2 separate regions of the Mus musculus genome follow, and region 2 is linked to region 1. The links are chromatin loops, found by intact Hi-C in ENCODE. Cell type or tissue: heart. All regions are shown on one strand. Each heading gives the region's core, and the rest is flanking DNA. Links, peaks and the distances in the headings are about the cores only.

The links. A loop is a pair of places that touch in the nucleus more often than their neighbours do. Peaks named below come from ENCODE experiments on the same cell type or tissue, not always from the same donor. Only the 100,000 strongest peaks of a DNase experiment are listed, where the experiment ranks them.
Region 2: it touches region 1 in a loop (2.3-fold over the local background); 2 of 42 quality-filtered maps call a loop at or near these places.

Annotation. Positions count from the first base shown.
Region 1 is chr15:83,155,202-83,160,572 of GRCm38, forward strand. Cyb5r3 (cytochrome b5 reductase 3) reads right to left here. Exons shown (of 9, transcript NM_029787.3): 6 at 5,137-5,220; 7 at 4,903-4,988; 8 at 3,625-3,724. Among named protein-coding and RNA genes, the nearest start is that of Rnu12, 8.2 kb to the left of the region's middle. In heart, for the core only: a CTCF peak has its summit at 2,232 (motif pointing right); DNase peaks (open chromatin) are centred at 2,280 and 4,860.
Region 2 is chr15:83,372,691-83,378,061 of GRCm38, forward strand. It overlaps Pacsin2 (protein kinase C and casein kinase substrate in neurons 2), which reads right to left. Exons shown (of 11, transcript NM_001159509.1): 11 at 2,917-5,040. The coding sequence ends at 4,928. Among named protein-coding and RNA genes, the nearest start is that of 1700001L05Rik, 8.1 kb to the left of the region's middle. In heart, for the core only: a CTCF peak has its summit at 2,587; a DNase peak (open chromatin) is centred at 2,601; H3K27ac peaks cover 353 bases.

The DNA of each region.
Region 1 (5,371 bases), core at 200-5,199:
CCTGACCTACAGTCCTCCTATCTGTCCTGCCCTCTCCCAGATGCTCTACGTCCCTTTCAGTAAACCTATCCTGCTAAACCCACTACCTCCTGACAGCCTACAACTGGAACACAAGGCCTTCGTGGCTCCCCTCACCCACCTTACAGTTTGAAAACCTGCCCCATAGCCCCCCCCACCCCAACTACCATAGGATTATTCGGTGTTGCAGTGCTAGGAATGGAACTCAGCCCATGAATGCTGAACAAGTGTCCCCCGGCCCACAGTGTGGCATTCAGATTTCACTGTATAGAAACCAAGGTTCAGCGGACCCAGAACTGTTCAAGCTCATACCAGCTGGTCTCCCTAAGGAGGTACCCAGCCCAGGCTGGTCGAGTGACATTTGCTACACCTTGAGCCCCAGCTACAGCTCACTGCCTGATTCTTCTGCCACCACACAGTCAGCCAATAGGTCTTGCTCACAGCCACAGCTGCATCCTGGTCCCTGGTGTGAAACTGTCACTCAGTAGTGAAACTGTTACTTGGTAAGTAATGAGCAAGCCAGGCAAGATTACAGGCTCATGAGTGTAATCCCAGCACTTGGGAGAGACAGGGGAAGTGAGTTCAAGGACAGCTGTAGGTCCCTCCTCTGGAAGTAGCCGCATGCAAGGACAGTCCAGGATCTGATCCCTGTGACAGACTCAAACTCTAGGCGTGGGCCGAGGCAACAGCTGCCCCGTCCAGGTCCAGCCACCCCCTCTCTCCCGCTTGGGCCTGGGGGCACAGCATTTCCTGTTCCTCATAAGAGGCACTGTGTCGTGGAAAAGGCAGCCCACAGAGGCTAGGGAGGGCTCTGGTCCAGTGTTGACTTTAAGGACTGGCTGACTGGTTCTGGCTACTCAGAGAAACAATCCTGCCACCTCCCAGTCCAGCTGAGAGCACCTGGTTCCAGGCCAGCCCCTGAGCTGTGCCCAGTGGGCCCCTCCTCTAGCTTGGGTTCAGAGGTAAACAGGAAGAGGCAGGAGCAGAGCAGAGGGCCACTGGGCCACTGACACCTGCCACTGAGGCTGCTCCCTAGGCCCAGGGCTCCACCAGGCCTGGCACAGGCCCCCAATCCTTCCAGTCCTCCTCACTCAGGGTCATCTCTGCCTTGTGTCTGCCCTTTGAAACCCAGAGCATCCTTGAAGCCCTAAACACCAACAGAAACAACTCAGAAGCTCAAGGTAAAAAAGGGCACAAGGGGGGTGGGGGCTATAGAGATGGCTCAGTGGTTAACAGCACTGACTGCTCCTCCAGAGGTCCTGAGTTCAATTCCCAGCAACTACATGGTGGCTCACAACCATCTGGAATGGGATCTGATACACTCCTCTGGTGTATCTGAAGACAGCTACAGTATACTCATATAAATAAATCTTTTAAAAAAAAAAAAAGGCACAAGGCCAAGGAGACAGCTCAGTGGGTAAAGGCGCTTGCTGTCATAAGCCAAGTCTACTGACCCAAATTCGACTGCATAAACTTGTCTTCTACCCCCTACACATGTGCTGTGGAATGCAGTCCCTAACACACACACACACAGTAATAACTTTAACAATTTCTTGAAAAGGTGCTGCCTATCTGATGTGTCCTCTGCGGGTTCCCAGGTACAGGAGGAACTAATACAGTCCCAAGAAACACCAAGACTGAAGAATCCACTGTGCGTGATCCATAATGTCCTCCAGCTCATAAATACCATGAGCTAAGTAACGGGACATATTTCCCTTTGTACCCTGGCTGCCAGGAATGTCAGAGTGACACACAAGGCCCACGTGTATCTGACAGGCATCACAGCCATGGTTTGTGTGAGCCTGACTCCACTTCAGGCCAGCCCTTGTTTTTCTTCCATTCCTAAATTGCATTTGCACCCCTCTGACTCAGCTCATTAGTCACTGCAAGCTTCCTAGGAATGCTCTGGAGCAAGGCGTGGTGTAGGCACGGCCTAGGCATAAGCATTCTGACAGTGCACGGTACACAGGCCAGGCTCACAGGGCCTTTTTGTATGGTGTTTCGTTATTCAGGTCCCAAAGGTGACCCTGGGAGACCTAGCATTCGCCGTATGTGTGGGCCTTGTGTCTGGATCTTAAGGGCCTGTTGCTGCTTCTGCGTGGGCCACGGTGGTACTGGATAAAGGGACCGGCCAGGCGACTACCCAGCCTTTGTCCTAGCCCTGGGAAACCAGCCCTGGGACAGCCCAGTCTGCATTTCCACAGACCACCACAAAGGGGCAGCACTGGCCCTGACCCTGCAGGAGGGCAGTCATTCTCCAGATAGCTGCTCCCTGGCAAGCCCACCTCCCACTCCTTTCTTTCCTAGATGAAAAGCAGCCCTTCAGACACCACACCCAGTGCTCCACTGACTCACACACACATGGCTTGGCCATGTTGAATAGCTGCTCCTTCCCACTGAAACTCCTTCTTGCCAGGGGGAGAAGGGAGGCCAGGGCTCAAAAAGCTCTAGAAATCTGGGACTTGCCAGGGCCTCCCTGGGGTTACAGAGCAGTGAAGTGTGTGGGGAGAGTAGACTCTTCAGTGGAGTTGCCTGCAAGGTGCACGGTCACGAGTGGGCCCATGCTGGGGTGGCTTCTTGCCGATGCGGCTACTTTTGAGTCACCAGGTCCCAGTAAGAGACCCTCATCAGGCACGCTCCTCCGAAACCCCACTAAACTCCTTAGGCACCAAGGTGGACTTGGGTGGAATCATTGCCTCTCTACCAAAGGTAGATACAAAGAGTTGATCTTTCTGCTCTTTACCCAAGATAAATACATTGCCCTCTCTGCCTGGGGCTAATAGAAACAGTCTATCTTTGCCTTCTCTACCTGGGGTGACTAGAAACAGTCTCAGAGTATGCAGGGAAGGGATGGGGGCTGTTTTCTTTACAGTGTTGGGTTTTGTTGCTTTAAGAGGACAGGGTCTCATGCAGCCCAGGCTGGCCTTGAACTTGCTATGTGGTTGAGAATGAATGACCTTAACGTCTGATCCTCCTGCTCCCACTTTCCCTGACTGCTGAGACTTTGAGTATACGCCACCATGTCCCACGTGGCTGTGCTGTAGGTCAGACCGGGGCGCCCTCAGGCAGAGCGAGCCTTCCTTCCATCGACTGAGCCCCAACACTCGGGTGATCTCTCTATCCCCTGATTTTTACACGAAGCAGGAGAAGGAAGAACACTCTCACGGGGTCTCACTCCCTCCTTCCAGCACAGCTCCTCCACAGCACTGTGAACTCAGCCCACAGCTTATGCAAGTGCATGGCAGAGTCAGGGCAACCAGCAGCTATTCAACAGCCCAGCCCCTCCCCTGGAGTGACCAGAAAACACACATACAAAGGCTGTTATAGGTTACCAACTACACAGAAGCAGCCATCCAACCCTCAGCACTGCTCCAAGGCCTGCCCCAAAGTGAGCCAGGCCCAAGGAGATAAGAGGACTTCTCTGCCAGCCTGGGGCAGTGTGGGAGACCAGGAAGCAAGGTCTGGGGTCCCCACCCTGGCTCTGCTGCTCCCTAGCTGTGGGCTGTGGGCACTTCCCCTCTGAGGTTTGATTCCTCCACAGCCATGAGCAGGCCACGAGAACTGCATGGGCTGCCTCCTGCTCCACCAGGGGTTTCCCGTGCTCACCATCAGGGGCTTTGTCCACTGTGTACCAGAGCTTGAAGCGAGCAGAATGTTCGTTCCTCAGTTCCTCCAGCTCAGGCCGCAACAGGATATCTTTCTCGGACTGCAGGAGACAGGCCACCCAGTCAAGACAGGTGACTCAGGGACTGCCCTTGGGGACCTCACCAGGGACAGACCCCAGGTTGAGTCATCACCCCCCTGTGGGTTATACTCAGCAGCTTAGAGGCAGATGCTGATGGTCACTGGAATCCTAGTGACACAGTAGCTCTCTCCAGCCACCATGTCTACAGAGCTCCTTAAAGCCACCGGCCAGCAGGCTCCTATAAACAGACCTGTGAGCCGGCATGGTGACACAGGCCTGTGAGCCCAGCATTCAGAGGCTGAGGCAGGACAATCTTGAGTTCAGGACCAGCCTCCACTATAGTAAGTTTACTGCCAGCTTAAGCTCCTCCCTCAGGGCTAGAGAGTTGGCTCAGCGGTTAAGAGCACTGACTGCTCTTCCAGAGGTCCTGAGTTCAATTCCCAGCAATTACATGGTGGTTGACAACCATCTGTAATGGGATCTGATGCCCTCTTCTGGTGTGTCTGAAGACAGCTACATTGTACTCACATACATAAAATAAATAAATCTTATTTTTTTACACAAAGCTTCTCTCTCTCTTTCTGTCTCTGTCTCTGTCTCTGTCTCTCTGCCAGACAGACCCTGGGGAAAAGACCTGAATCATATCTGAGAAGCACAGAGTACCAGGGTTTGGCCTCTATACTGCAGGACACGTGGGACTCGGCTTGGTCTCCTCAGACACCACAGGCATCACATCACTGCATATTCCAACCTAACACACGGGACCGGGGAAGGCTCGAGACAGCCTTGCTTCCCCAGCCTGTTCTCCCTGTGAGAAGTGCAGAGGTGAAGGGCCAAGCCACCCATCCCAGGCCTCACAGCAGCTCACAAAAGCCAGGCTTCAGCCATGTTCAGAGCACTGTGAGGGCTTGAGTACTGGGTACCTCACTTCCGCCTCTGCCCCAGCCAGTGTACCAAAGTCCCCAATCTGCGGGAGGTGAAAGGCTGCCCCAAGTGTGGAGCACCAAGTGTGGAGGGAGGAGTGGACCAGGGTGAGGCCCCGTGCTCCCTCTGCAGCAGCCACCCACACCCGATGCTGCCAGGATGTCTGCACTGCCTCTCATTCCACACATCCTTGGCATCTCTGCGGAGCCATTCAGATTCTTGCCCAGGGCCTGGCCAAGCCCCAAGCCTGCACATTCTGGGGACTGTCCACTGACCTGGTTGGCAAAGAGCAGATAGCACACGGTGTGGTCGTTTGGGTCCTTCAGGACGGCTCGGATCACCTGCAGCATTGGGGTGATGCCTGTAGAAGAAGACCCACATACCCTGAGTGAGTGCCTGCCAGAGATGTGTGGGATACCCAGGCCTGGCCTCAGACCTCCCTCCTACCATAGGCCCCCTCCCGCTCCCACACACACCCACCACGGCTCCGTCAGGGTTCCAACCCTTACCTGTCCCTCCTGCAATCATGCCTACAGACTTCACCGTCCTGACAACGGGGTTGGACTTCTTGTCTGCACGGATGGCAAACTTCCCTGGGAAATGGAGGAAGGAGCAGCTGAGCCCTGTGGGGTCCTGGGCAGGGAAAGCCCAGCACAGCCCTAGCAGGCTGGAGTGAAAAGAGAAGCCTGCTCGATTGAGTCCTCTTACGGAAAAGAGGTAGCCCAGGTGGGCAGACTGGGGGGT
Region 2 (5,371 bases), core at 212-5,211, 220 kb after region 1:
TGTCCTCCCAGGTGGGAGAAATGAACAGGACCCCTCGGGCCTCCATAATTTGTATATGTGTATGCAAGTGCATGCGGAGACCCAAGGTTAACATCCTACCCTCTGGACTTCATCCCCATTAATCAATCACCTCTGCCAATATCCTCTTCTGAATCTCCATCATTGTGGTAGGGAAGATTTCAACAAACAAGTATCAGAGACATTTATCCTGCAGTGGTGCTGTTCTTGCCTTGAGTCTGGTACTTCACCCACAGGCTGAGCCACACAGAGCTTGGCCTGATCAAGCTGTCTCCATTGTGTCTCTAGTTCTTCCAACTGCGGAAAATTTGGATCTGGTTCGTCCTGGCCCCAGTGTCCTTCTGCCTCTTCCTACTGGAGGACCTCACAGGTGAGTGAGACTGAGAAGTCACTGGCCACCCATTTATATGGGTACCCCTCACCCAGACAGGGGTCTGTGTCTCCTGAAGGTATCTGGACAATGGATGGAGAGGGTGGAGAAATCCTGTCTTGAAAACTCAGGGCAAGATCCTGTACAGGAGGGCAAAGGGGAGAGTGTTTGGCCCATGGAGAGAGATGGTGGTGGCACAGCAGGTCGCTCAAAGAACAGCTATGACCCAGAGAGTCTGCCTTGCTGGGACTCTTGGTTTCTGGACATCCTAGACACCCCACAGTCATCCTAATTGATCTCACTTTGCAGTAATGAGGCTCGGGTATTTGCTAGTGTTGAGGTGTTGTCCTCTGCAGTCCAGCGAGGAGAGGGAGGGAAGGAGGACTCTGGATGCTCTGTACTGGGATTGGGGAAAAGTTTAAGAACCAGGGAGTGCTTTGCCTCACCGATCTAGTACTAGACTGGGAGCACCTACCTGTCTTCTTATCTGGAACCTTCCAGAATCCACACACACGACCAGACATTCTCGTCCCCATGAAGGATTGATATGGTACCTTCCCAAGGGTACAAACTGGTTCTATTTGGTTTGGGCTGTTGGGAATCTAGCACACAGTAGGTACTCAGTAAATGCTTATGTGTGTTTGACTATCTGGTGGATGAATGAAGCTCTTGCCCACCAGGAGAGGCAACCTGATTTATATATGTTGCTAGCTGCTTGCTATGTCTGCTGGCAAGTCCTGCCTTCCCCTCATCTGGCCTCAATTTCCCTCTTCCCTCTGAACCATGAGGGAGTTAGTATGGTGCCTACAATATCCTTTATAAATCTTCCTTATTCCCATCCAGATGAAGTATAAGCAGTCCCCCTTCAGGCTTGCCTTAACAACCTGACCCATTTGCATGGCCCAGACCCACAGGCTCCTCAGAGAAGGCTAGGCCAAGCCAAGCAGAGGCAGGTTGGCTTGGATAGCAAAGTCGTCCATCTGCATAGACCTCTGGCCAGTGTCTGAGCTTGGGCTGTAGCAGAGCCAGACCCCATGTTTACATTACAGTGCAGATGAGCAGGGTTTAGAGCTCCTGTCCAGGTATAGTCTGGGGCTCACAATATTCCACCTAAAGTGTAGAGAGCACTTGGGAGGCTTCTAGGAATTTGGCAAGAGTATTTACATTGGGGCCAGAACAAAGGAGTAGGCTCAGATAAGAATTTGACATCAGGCTAGGACAAGGAAGTAGGCTCAAGATAAATACAGCTGAGGAATGTGTTCATTGTATCTTGATAGCCTTAAGACCCTGAATACTTGGGACCTTTGTTCCTTAACTGCTTATGCCTTGTTTGTTCCTTCACTACTTTGTTTATGCCTTAGGACTGACCATCTTTTTTTTTTTTGGGGGGGGGGGGTCCGAGACAGGGTTTCTCTGTATAGCTCTGGCTGTCCTGGAACTCACTTTGTCGACCAGGCTGGCCTCGAACTCAGAAATCCACCTGCCTCTGCCTCCCAAGTGCTGGGATTAAAGGCATGCGCCACCACGCCTGGCAGGACTGACCATATTCTTTGATGTACTCAGAATGATATAAAAGCAGACTGGAAAAAACTAAACTTGTTTCAGCCTTAGCACTTGTTGGAGTCATATATTATAATGTTGTCTAATTGTCTTTTCTTTCTTTAATCCTCACTCTCTCCCTTAGACCCTGGTGACTGACTGGCTTGGTCACTAGAGTCAGCTCAGGGGCCCTAGTGGTAACAGCTTTGATCCTGTGCAGGAGCTTTGGGAGGCCAAGAGAACCTGGGAATCCCAAGCTGGGTGATATAGAAAAAGCAGCCAAAGGCTGCAGAGGGTCCTGGCCCCAGCCTAGGTGATCATAACCACAAGGACTTGTAGTGTTTTATGGTGCCCTACCCCCATCCTCCTATGAAAACTGAGGCCACTGTGCACAGTGAGCTTCCTGTATTTAACCTCCAGGGAAGGGTAGGAGATAACAAAAGGGCTGTACAGGACCCTCAAGCTTCCTTATTTGAATAGAGATGTTGAGAAAGGACCGTGCAGGAGTGGTCATTTCATCCTACTTCTAGCCCCCAGGACAGCAAGGAGAGCTGGGTTTTGACTATGGTCTGCTCAGAGAGCCCCAGGCAAATCACTGACCTGCCCAGCTTCTAAAACCTTTTTTTCTATTAACTCCAGCCTGCCACCCAGCGGCAGGCCAGAGGAGTGTTAAGAGGACCTGGCCTGGTGCCCCAGCCTACACCCAGTCTTACTGTGGTATTCAAGATATATCCCCACTTTTCAGCTTGTCAGCTGAGGGCAGATCTGCCTCTGCCTTCTCCCACTTTGTTTTCTCTCTGCTGCTTGGAGCAGATAGAGGCAGAAGCCAGTGCCCGCCCACCCAGACAACGGGTGGCCTGCGGGTAAGGCTCAAGTACTGCTCAGAAACTGGCAGGGCAGAGGACACCCAAAGGACCCAAAGAGGACACACAAAGAGAGTAAAGGACAAAGACTCAGGCTCTGCTTCTGCTGAGCAAAGTGACACTGCAGGAAGGCCAGAGAGAAGCTTTACTAGTGTTGAAGAGCAGCAGCAGCAGCAGCAGCAGCAGCAGCAGCAGCAGCAGCAGCAGCAGCAGCAGCAGCAGCAGTCCGTTCACCGGGACTGGTCAGGGCTACCGCACTGGCTTTATCTCCTTAGCTGATCCCAATAGGAGGCAAGATCCTTGGAGGTTCTTTGTGCGAGCAGGACCAGCTGGGACCTGCATTGATCACATTACACCCAGAGATCATCAGCTTGAGAAAACAGAACAGTGGCACATAAAGGTCAACACACGCAGGTTTGGGGAGGAGCGGTTGTTGGTCAGGGGAGAGAGGGTGGCACCAGGGATGCCCTCCTCAGGGATGCCCAAGGTGCCCCAAGTCCCCAGCCTCTGGTGCAGGAACTGAGACATGGTCCCGAGAAGGGATCCTATGAACTGGATCTTGCCCAGTTTCAAAGCTGGTACACCCCCAAGGAGACAGGTCTATCAGCTGTGTGAACATGAGGGTGGATGCAAGGCAAAGGGACTGTCAAACACACAAGATCAACTGTTTATTGAGTTTTGTTGTTGTTGTTCTAAAATACTATACATTTTAAGGAGTTTCTAAACATTAAGGACTTGACAGCTTTTGGTCATTCTGTAGCTTAGGAACAAGGATTTCTGCTGGTAAGTTCTCATGACACACAGCCACAGCGAGACAGTGCTCGTGCCAAACACCGAAGAAATACAAGTTGCTGATGTGCACCACTGCACTGTCCGAGCTAACAAAATAAAAGTCCTCTTTGTGCCCATCCCTGGGGCTCACAACAGTCCCACTGCACCTGAGGACAAGGGCAACTGGAGGAACTTGTGTGTGTGTGTGTGTGTGTGTGTGTGTGTGTGGTGGAGGGTGTCGAACCCCTCCCTCTAGCTCTCCAGTGAGTGACACAGGGACTGTGAAGTCTACGATTACTACCAAGTCCTAGGAGCTTTTCCAGTGCTCGGTCATGAGCTTGGAGCCCAGGCCAATGAGAATCAGTCTTCCCAGCAGCTCCACTCAGAGGCCAGAGCCACATCCTAACTGGGTGGGCACCGTTAACCAGCCGTGCCTGTGCTTCAATGCCATGGGCTTCAAGCAGTTGACCAGATCTGCTGTCAGAAGCCACCAGCTCTCATTCAACAGTGGGTGAACTCTATAGATTTTCTGATTATCAAATAATATATACAGATATACATCGAGACACAACGGTCTAATGTAAAGCATCTTAATCTACAGATGCAACTGTTTTGAAAAGTTAGTCTTCTTACTGTTAACTTTCCAAATCACTAATAGAACTGTTAATCTGCAAAAACTGAAGCAGGGATAGAGTGAAAATAATTTCTGTATGTGGAAGTGTTGGGGAACGTTGCACAAGGTTAGCCCTGCAACTGGCACTTGCCATAGAACCCCGGCTGCAGCAACCCCACATCTGGACATAGCACAGAGAAATGAAGACAGCTCACGTGGAGAACATCTCAGATCAGTGTAGGCCATAATTTAACTGACTGGAAGAGCATATAAAAAAGTATAGCTGTACATTGCCTTTAAATTAAAACCTCAAACTCTTTACTCAGAAGATGGCATGTAAGTCTGCTCATTGACCTTGCAGATAGGACCTCATCAGAGAAAATCATCAGTGGAACAAGAATCAGTATGACCCGTCATGACTCAGGAGAGACAAGGGCGAGAAGGTGCAGATCCATGATAGAGAGAGCTGGTGGGGGTGGGGAGGGGCCTGGCTCTCGCTGTTGGACCCTATCTTCCTGTGTCTATATCTGCCCAGATGTGCTTGGAAAAGGGCCAAGTGCCCAATGAAATCACCAGCTCATCTGCCTTCAAAGCACACCAGGAAGCCAAGAACAACAGAGCCATCGTCTTTTGCAGGTGGAGTGGATGCCTACATGGCTGCTGGGGGCACTAGAGGTGTCACTGCCCAGGCCAAGGCTAACGGAGCTCCTGAACTGCCCATTTCCGTCTCTCCGCCAGCCTGCCCATGGGCTGTCACTGGATAGCCTCGACATAGTTGGCTGGGTATAGGCCAACCTGGCCGCTGTCTAAACGTCCCTTGCACCAACCCTGTTCATCTTCATCCTCTATCTTGGTCAGTTCATCCCCTGCAAGACAAAAAGAGGGTGGCCTTAGTGACAGGGGGCAACACTGACCACAGCAAGTCATCTGTGCATACAAATCCCATGTGGATATGAAACATGCTTCTAGAAGGATCCACAGAAGGTCTCCAGGGCAGAGGGACAGGCGTCCTCCTGAAGGTAAGGCAGGACCCTGGATATTCACTACTAATTTGTATTCAAAGCTTCTGACACAGAGGTCACTGTGATCTGAAGATGGCAGCCCTCAGAGCAACCCTGGAGCAAGCAGCAGTCCAGGCTAGAACCGTTCCAGGTTCAAGCCTTGTGCCTACCCCATGTGTCCTAGGCTGCTCTGCTC